3 separate regions of the Homo sapiens genome follow, and regions 2 and 3 are each linked to region 1. A link is a contact called in ENCODE Hi-C data. All regions are on one chromosome and are shown on one strand. Each heading gives the region's core, a stretch centred on a gene start or an enhancer-like site at or near the end of the contact. The rest is flanking DNA. Distances are from core to core; before and after follow the strand shown.

The links. A loop is a pair of places that touch in the nucleus more often than their neighbours do. Pooled maps may share reads with other maps.
Region 2: a map of mammary epithelial cell shows a loop between it and region 1 (6-fold over the local background). The contact joins the enhancer-like site here to the promoter of ZW10 in region 1. A Hi-C loop is called at or near these places in 5 of 168 maps with a recorded cell type or tissue (CD4-positive, alpha-beta memory T cell, CD8-positive, alpha-beta T cell, mammary epithelial cell and 1 more) and 10 of 50 pooled maps.
Region 3: a pooled map shows a loop between it and region 1 (3-fold over the local background). The contact joins the promoter of DRD2 here to the promoter of ZW10 in region 1. A Hi-C loop is called at or near these places in 3 of 50 pooled maps.

What each region holds. Positions count from the first base shown.
Region 1 is chr11:113,772,238-113,775,140 of GRCh38, reverse strand. ZW10 (zw10 kinetochore protein) reads left to right here and starts at 1,449. Exons shown (of 16, transcript NM_004724.4): 1 at 1,449-1,579. The coding sequence starts at 1,475. RefSeq lists enhancers at 1,259-1,318, 1,449-1,718.
Region 2 is chr11:114,158,682-114,161,584 of GRCh38, reverse strand. The region is part of intron 3 of ZBTB16 (zinc finger and BTB domain containing 16); the gene reads right to left. Among named protein-coding and RNA genes, the nearest start is that of ZBTB16, 100 kb to the right of the region's middle. RefSeq lists enhancers at 1,007-1,506, 1,507-2,008. Within about 2 kb of position 1,429, at least 30 of the 41 ENCODE cell types and tissues checked have a DNase peak (open chromatin) inside an H3K27ac peak, as active enhancers do; they include mammary epithelial cell, where a contact is called at or near this core.
Region 3 is chr11:113,474,005-113,476,907 of GRCh38, reverse strand. It overlaps DRD2 (dopamine receptor D2), which reads left to right and starts at 1,510. Exons shown (of 8, transcript NM_000795.4): 1 at 1,510-1,832. It overlaps LOC105369501 (a long non-coding RNA gene), which reads left to right. Exons shown (of 6, transcript XR_948024.2): 6 at 1,055-1,379.

The sequences.
Region 1 (2,903 bases), core at 200-2,699:
TCTACCAAAAAGAAATTGATTTGGTTTTCCAAGGAAGGGAGTTTCTCAGGATGTTTTGGCTGTTTTCAGTGCTTCCTCTCTCAATCCCAGTTTTGTTTCCTTTGCTCATGGCATGTGAATTGGCCCTTGCTTCACTGGGATAAGCAGATTGTCTCAAAGACACTTAACAATTGTCAGGGATCTTAGAGTCAGTGCCTACTTGGGGTCAACCCTCACAATATATCTTTTTAAAAAACCAAAAACCTTTTAATCAAAACAGTACATCTGGCTCTTGGTATCCACGGATCCAACCAACCACAGATCAAAAATATTCTGGAAAAAACTAATAAAAAATAACAATACAACAACAAAAAATAATGCAAATCAAAATACAATATAACGACTCTATAGCATTTAGATTGATTTGTATTAGGTCTTATAAGTAATCAAGAGATGATTTAAAGTGTATGGGGAGGATGTGTGCTGGTTACTTGTAAACATTACATCATTTTATGTAAGAGACTTGAGCATCCACGGATTTTGCTACTGGGGCAGGGGAGGTTTCTGGAACCAATCCCCCCATACCAAGGGAGGACTGTGTATGTTTACTGCAGAAAAATAGAGAAAGCAAGGGCAGAGAAGAGAATAAATACCATAAATCCACCACCCATAGGATAATTTGATGTCTGTCCTTTACATACATACTTACATACTTTTTGTTTTCTGACCAATGGTTATACACTTAAGTTTTTAAAAAGGAATCATAGTATACATAGAATATTGTGAACATCTTTCTGTATGCAATGCATTAAAATAATGAAACCATTTTTAAAAGCTTTTGACACATTTATATATTTATAATATGACAGAAAGTACTAAGTATCTTGTTCACACAGGACTAATATTATGTATATCTAAGTAATATAAATATGTAATGTAGGTAATGTAAATGTGTAATGTATCACGTAGATGTAATATATGTACATAGATGCAATTATAAGCAACCTTTTATTTATAATGAGGTGACGCCACTTCTTTACACAACTCTAGAGGGCGCCATTCGTAGATTCTGGTGCCACAGCGGCCCAATAAAAGTTGAGGAAAAAAGATCGAGATGGGCTCGTTGGCTCTTTCAGTTAGATAATTTTACAAGTAAGCCTTTTGAAGTTTAGAAAGGTTCAGTTAGACCTGGTTATTAAAAACGTTTAATTTCCTCCAGTGAAAAACGGGCGGGAAGCAACGAACTTTGAAAACAACTAAGGAAGAAAACGCGTCTGCTTACAGTTTGCCAACTACGGGACACCGTGGAAATCCCATCTCGGGATTGGCGCGGTGCCTGCTGGGAGTTGTAGTGCGCCCCTCGCCTTCCGGGCGGCGGTCTGAGGCCCGCGAGACTCCGTTTCCCGGCAGGCCTCGCGTCAAGACGGCCGGCGGGACGGGAGCTGCGGCGCTGGCTACGAGAGTGACCCAGTCAGCGTTGGTTCCCGTCTTGGCCATGGCCTCGTTCGTGACAGAAGTTTTGGCACACTCCGGGAGGCTGGAAAAGGAGGATCTGGGGACCCGGATCAGCCGCCTGACCCGGCGGGTGGAGGAGATCAAGGTGAGAGCGGGGCAGCTGTCTGCTGACTGGAAGGGGACTCCGGGTCCTTGTGTGAAGGGACTGGAGAGAGGAGTCAGGGGCTAAGGGCAGACAGAGTGGGGACCAGCAGAGTGGGGCCTGTTGGGGAGATCTAGTTGTGGGGGCTGAATGAGGAGTGGAGGGGCCCAGAATGTGTGGATTGAGGAGGGATCTTGGAGGGGAGCCCACACAGGGGTTGGGAACTGAGGAGGCGAGGAGACCTGGGACTGTGGGGACGAACAGGCGGTGGCTGGAGAGCACTGGAGAGTGGAGTTATGTTGGGGAGGGGTGTGCCGCGGGAAGAGGGAGACTGAAGAGACCAGCAGAGCGGGAGGAGCAACTGGAAGCTCCGAGGAAGCTAGGGAGCGAGCGCAGGAGAGGAATAGAAAAGACAGGATCCCCCTTCCCCTTCTTCCATCGATGAGTGTTTATTTCCTCCACCCACTCCTTGATTTGTTGATGAATAAAATAGCCTGGAGGATTGCACCTTTCTCCTCCCCGACATTAAAAAAAAAACAAACCCAAACCCTCAGTATGTTTTTATTTTTATGTATCTATCTATCTTTTGAGATGGAGTCTTGCTCTGTCGCCCAGGCTGGAGTGATCTCGGCTCACCGCGACCTCTGCCTCCCGGGTTCAAGCGATTCTCCTGCCTCAGCCTCCCGAGTAGCTGAGATTACAGGCGCGTGCCACCACGCCTGGCTAATTTTTTTTTTTTTTTTTTTGTATTTTTAGTACAGACGGAGTTTCACCATGTTGGCCAGACTGGTCTCGAACTCTTGACCTCAGGTGATCCACCCGCCTCGGCCTCCCAAAGTGCTGGGATTACAGGTGTAAGCCACCGTCTCCGGCCTCTTAATGTGGTTTTAAAACTTCATCTACAAGCACATGAAGCTGTGCTGAGTGTCATTGGTACCTACGTAAACGTTGCTGCCTTGAGATTGATACAAAAACTGGAAGCACGTAGCCACACACAGTTTTGCTTTGTACTGATATTGTTACCTTGCCAGTATTTGTCCACATCTTCAGTTGCTTTCATTTAAAATTTTGTGTATCTGAGTCAAGTAGGGTTTCGAGGGAGCAAGTTTGCCACACACCATAAGGGCACAGGTATAACCCTTCCTAACAGCTCTTGATTTTACAAAAGTAGTTTCCTGAATTTTAAGTAGTCATATCCCTGACATCTCTTCTTTAATATGGCTTTCGGATTTTTCACCACTGTTTAATGTGATGGAAAGAGGACAGGTTTTTAAGTTACTCTAGCATGGCAAGCGACCCTAGCTCCTGCGTGTTCTGGACCCAACAT
Region 2 (2,903 bases), core at 180-2,679, 390 kb before region 1:
AGTCCTTTCAAAATGCTGTTCTGTTACCCTCTGGCACAAAACACTCTCCTACTCTGAATTTCTCCTAGATTTCTTAGCACTTTGCACACATTACCATCTTGTATGATGATTGCATAGTCATACTCATCTCCCACTCTAGACTTAAGCTCCTTGAGGGCAGGGATGTTGTAGCAGTCTTCACTGTTAAGTGCACAGAGCCTGACACACAATTCGTGCTTATTAAACATCCTCTGGCTCCAAAAATGAATGACACTCCCAGAATAGGAGCAGGCCACATGAATACTCAAACCCTAATCGTATGCAGCCGAGTCAAAAATAGGGACAAGCAGTTCTAGGCATGCTCACTTATAAGCCACCAGGACGTTAAGCCAAGCTGTGGGAAATCTACCTAATGGGAAACCTTACACTGGCCCATCTCAGAACCAATTTGAGTCACTGCATGTGTCTGTGGTCTCTGCATGGACACCTCAGAGCTAGGAATCACTTCTCGTGTTACGACAAGGAGTGGCGAAGAGACAGTGGATCAACAGATGCTTCAATGCCAGATCCCCAAAAGGGGTAAGGTAGCAGAGGGTGAGGAGGGAGGTTTCAGAGTCTTCCTGGGACACAGGAAGGGGAAGGGCCACAGTCCTACACCCAAGCTTCACCCTCCATCAGGGCTAGCTTTGCAAAGCCTTGGAGGTCATCTCTCTTCCCACCCCAAGCCTCTTTCCCCAACACGCAAACCCTTCTGACCCCCAAAACCACCTCTGAGAATGCAGGGCCTGGCCAGATCATCTCATTAGTTAATGAGTTTGGTTATTGATAGTTAGTTTAAACTTATTGTGATCATCAGGTATAGCCCATAAACACTTGATTAATTCACACATTCGAATTGAAATTAAAACTTCAATTAAACTGAAATTCACTACTACCATTTAGGCTCTTTTAAAAACCCTTAAAACAGAAAGTAAGGGAGAGAGAAAAAGGGAAGGCACTGTCTCTCAGAAGGGCCTCCTACAGGGCAAACTTCTAATTAAACAAATTGTCAATTTCAACACAATGAAAACTGATTTAGCAGTGTAAATTTAGTATTCTAGTCACTGAAAATAAGACCTGCATTGTCGATCTCCTGCAGGCTGATTTCGCGTGATAGGGAAATGAAGAGGAGAGGAGGACGACAGGGAGAGAAAGGAGGAAAAACTGCGAAGGAAGAACAAGCCGGAGCTCCGTCTGCCTTTCAGAAATGACATCTCTGCGGAATTCAATGCGGCCTATTCTCAAGCATCGGAGAAACTCTTTTCTTGCCTCCTCCTTCACCCCACCCCAACCAGATTAGAAAAAAAAAATTAATGGTGTATGATGACAAACTTGGCTCAGCACTCACTGTACATACTGTACCCACAAGTCTGGCTCGCAGCCAGGCCTGGCCTGGAGCCAGGACTACAATAACAAACACAGGCAATGCTCGCCAAGAGGGGGTGGGGCAGCACACAGAGCTAGCCAGGAAGTGAGAGCCGTTCGGCTCTGCTGAGCAGAAGAAAACAGCAGGAATGTGCCAGTGCAAGGGCAGCAACATTTAGGGGGGCAACCACAACCCCTACCCAGATCCTGGACTCACTTCTCCACAGCCTGCGCCTTTTGAAAAAAAATGCTCGCCTCCCCCCCGCCTCCCCCGCCCAGGGTTCTGGAGCAACTACTGTTCTTCCAGGCTGTGGGCTGCTTGAACCCTTGGTCATCTGTAAAATGGGTCTACTCTACAGACCTGGCACACCCATTCTCACTGTCAGCTTTCTTCATGGAACCTTCAAAATAGAGCAGCAGGAAAACCTCACATCATCTAATTCAATGTCTCTTCTAAAACATCACCTAGTTCTGTTTTCAGGCATCAGAACATGTAAACCACTACTGGAATCTGTAAGAAGACCCAGCGCCACCAGCCCAGCCCTCTGACCCCAACTCCCCAACAAGTCCAGGTCACTCCAGAGGCCCCCAGGGCCTGTTTAACAGTGGCCAAACAATTCAGGAAATGGTCTAGCCTCACTAAGCCCTTTGTGCTATTTTATTTTCAAGACCTCTCAGCACGGAGGTGAGGAGTATGCCGGACAACAGAAAGAAAAAAAAGAATAGAAATATCAGAATATAGGCCGTGAGCTATCTGCAAGGGTGAATTAAAACACTACTATGACTCATCGCACCTGCCTAATCATCAAATCATCCTTTCCAAGGGCATTGGCAAGTGACTAGCAGAGGGACAAATCATTTGACACAATCAGCCTTCAGTGCCCAGTAAGACAGGCATGGAAAGGAAAAACTAGGAAAAGAGGACCCAACTCCCAAAGCCTCTGGAGCAGCCATATGAGATCAGGGGACCTGGAAGCAGCATCTCAGGTGGAACCAAAGTCAGCTTCCCCAGGGAACCGCCAGCTCCGCAGGGCAGTTGCACAGTCACACTCTTGTCTGAACTGGGGACACCGGGCCCACCTGACATGAGTATGCAAGCAACCCTTTCTTTTCTGCAGCCGCTTCCACCAGCCCCACCAATGCTGCTGATGTGTGATTCACAGCAGAGACACTGGCTAACTCACACTGGGTCACACCGCCTGGAAGAGGGATACAATACGAGCCAGGGGCTCCTGGCTGTCCCCTCCAGTGAGTCCTTAGGACATAAACAGTTCCTACCACAGGAGGGACTTGTCCGGAGAGAGGAGTGTCCCTGTTCATCGGCATCCCAGGCTGCATCATTCACTCAACAAATACTTCTTGGCACCAATAATGTGCCAGGCAGTGTGCTGGACATAACGTGGACAGGATCTAACCCCATGACATGTTAGCTATGGTGGTATGTATTCAAGGTGAGCCTCACAGCTTCTCCGAGATAGCGTTAAATATTTTCATTTTACAGATGAGGATACTGAGGCTGT
Region 3 (2,903 bases), core at 261-2,760, 300 kb after region 1:
TTATGGCAACATTCTAGGACTCCTATTGGTGTAATATCTCCCTATAGAGCCTGCAGGCAAATGGAGGCCAGTCCAGATCAGCAAGATCCAGGGGCAGGAGCTGGGAAGAGTCATGGTGGGGTGAGGTGGGGAGCCCACAGCTTCCTCTGCTCCCGTGCCTCCAGAGATGGCTGCATTTGAGAGAGGTGCTGTTTTGTGCCTCTGGAGAGGGGGACGGTTCAGTGCTGGACTCTGTGGGATTTGCAAGGACACTCCATCTCTCTGGGACTCAGTTCTCCCTTCTGAGGTGAGGCGGAATTGGATGAATGTTAAGGTCCTTTCCAGCCCTCACTTTCTATAATTGTGTGTGTCATTGGAGGAAATGCTGAGATGAAGTTAATCCTTGTGGCCCAGAGAGGCTGGATTCCAGCCATGCAGGGCCGACTCCCTGCTCTGCAGAGTCAGTCCTCTGCCCCTGCTCTTCCCTCTCCCTGGAGTGTTGTGCCACCTTCTCCCCTTGGGAACTGGTGTTGCTCCTTCAATGCCCGGTTCCTGTAAAGTCTCGCTTTTTTGTGCTTCACAGCACCTGTTTAAGCCTCAGTTATTTCCCTGGGGGTCCCCTCTCTGGATTGCCAGGGTGCGGGATCAGGGGCCTGGTTTTCTTTCTGTGTGTGACTTCTGAATCTGACACAGAATCTGGCAAACTGAGGACAGTTGGTAACTAATTGCTGCAGAAGAAAGAAAAGAAAGAGAAAGAAAGAAAAAGAAAGGAAGGAAGAAAGAAAGAAAGAAAGGAAAGAAAGAAAGAGAAAGAAAGAAAGAAAGAAAGAAAGAAAGAAAGAAAGAAAGAAAGAAAGAAAGAAAAGAAAAGAAAAGAAAGAAAAGGAGAGAGGAAGAAAAGGGGAGAAGAACGAGGTTCCTCTGCAGCCCAAATGACAGTGGGCAGGGTAGCAGCGGAACACCCTTCACCACTCTATCTCTTTCTCCCTCTCCCCACTCCCTGCCTCACACACCTCAGTTTGGAGTCAAGGGTGAGCTGGAACCCCTGAGGCCTCCTTTTGCATTTCCATGTCAGGTCAACTCCAAACAGGCTTTTTCCTTTGGATGAGTCCAGCAATAGAACTGACTACATAGATTCCAAGACCTGAAGTCAGAAAACGGATGCGGACCTCTTCCAACACCTCCTCTCCTTGCCTGACTTGCTGGATGGGTGGTGCCTCCCGCAACCCTTGGCTTCTGAGTCCTCAAAGGAGAAGACTGGCGAGCAGACGGTGAGGACCCAGCCTGCAATCACAGCTTATTACTCTGGGTGTGGGTGGGAGCGCAGTGGGCGGTCGAGGGTTGCGTTCCCGCCTCAAAACAAGGGATGGCGGAATCCCCCAACCCCTCCTACCCGTTCAGGCCGGGGATCGCCGAGGAGGTACAGCTCCTTTGGTGGGGGGCGGGGGCGGGGCCTGTCTCAGGGGCGGGGACCGGGGCACCTCCCTCCCGCGCTCCCCGCGCTCGGGCGCCGCAGAGCTGTCCAGCTTCAGTGCCGAACCGGCAGCCTCACGCGCGCACCGCGCCGCCTCCGCCCCGTCCCCGCGCTCCCTCCTGCCCGCCCGCCCCGCGCCCGGCCCCGCCCCGCCCCGCCCCGCCGCGGCCCGTCCACTGCTCCCCGCGGGCCAGAGCCGGCCGAGCTGCTGCCCGCCGGGGCTCTGAACGGCGCGGCGGGGCCGGGAGCCAGGGACCGGCCGAGGAGAGTGGCGGCCCCGGACGGCTGCCGGAGGGGCGGCCGCGCGTGGATGCGGCGGGAGCTGGAAGCCTCAAGCAGCCGGCGCCGTCTCTGCCCCCGGGCGCCCTATGGCTTGAAGGTAAGCACCGGCCGGATGGAGCGGCGGGCGACTCAGTGTCACGGGGAGAGGAGGAGGGACCTCCAAGGGGAGCGAGGCCAGGACCAGAAGTTTGTGCGGCCACTCCTGGCCGCCTGCTCGGGAGCGCCCGCCTGGGATCCGGCTCTGCATGGGCTCCCCGTCGGGCGGGGGCAGAGGGCGTCTGGAGCCCGCGGCTGCTATCCCCTCTCCCTCCTTCTCAGTAGCCTCCTCGCCACTTAGAAGGGAATCCTCTCCCCGAGCACGAGCGGGCGCAGCTGGGGCAGCCTCCCCGCGGGGCGCCCAGGGCAGCACGGCGGAGCCGCGGCATCGGAGGGCGGGAGGGAGGCCGCTCCCCACAATCTCGGGAGGGCACTTCCCCCAGCACCCAAGCGCGAGACCCGGGGCTCGCGGCCAGAGTTTCCGACTTCTTCCGGAGGAAGAAGGGCTGTTTTTGGCAACTCTGTGTTGGTGCGACCTGACCCTTTTCAGTTTCTAAGGCAGAAGCTAAGGATGGGGGAGAGGCAGATTCTGGCTGGATTCTCCCGCTCCCACGGTTGCCGCTGTCCTTGGTCCTGAACTTTCGTTCTCCTTCGCCTTCTCTTGGGTTGACACCTAGTCGGGGAGGGAGGCTTGGGTGCCAGACCCGTTTCTACCCGGCAGTGCAGGCGACGGTGGCGGCAGTAGCGGAGGGTGACCGCCCGGCTCTCGGCCCGGCTCTATGATGGACCGAGAGCCCCTCTAGGGTGGTATGCGGAGACAAGAGACACCTCTAAGCACCAGACAGAGCGCTTCCCTATCCCTGTCTGAGGCGGGCAGCCCTTGAGTGCTTCCTCTTGAAGAGCAGAGGTAAGAGGGTGCGTGTGCGTCTACATAACAGGCTTCACCATGGACACAAGTCACAGCAGTGCAGCTCCGTGGGGACAGGCGCTTGCTCTCAGCCACAAGGAAGCTGTCTGAGCAAGTCACTGTTGCCCCACCTGACACCCCACTACTTTTTTTTCGGTGGCTCTTGAGGTTGGGTGAGGGGGTGAGGGAGTGAGGTGCAAGGCACTTTGTGGATCCCACTCCAGA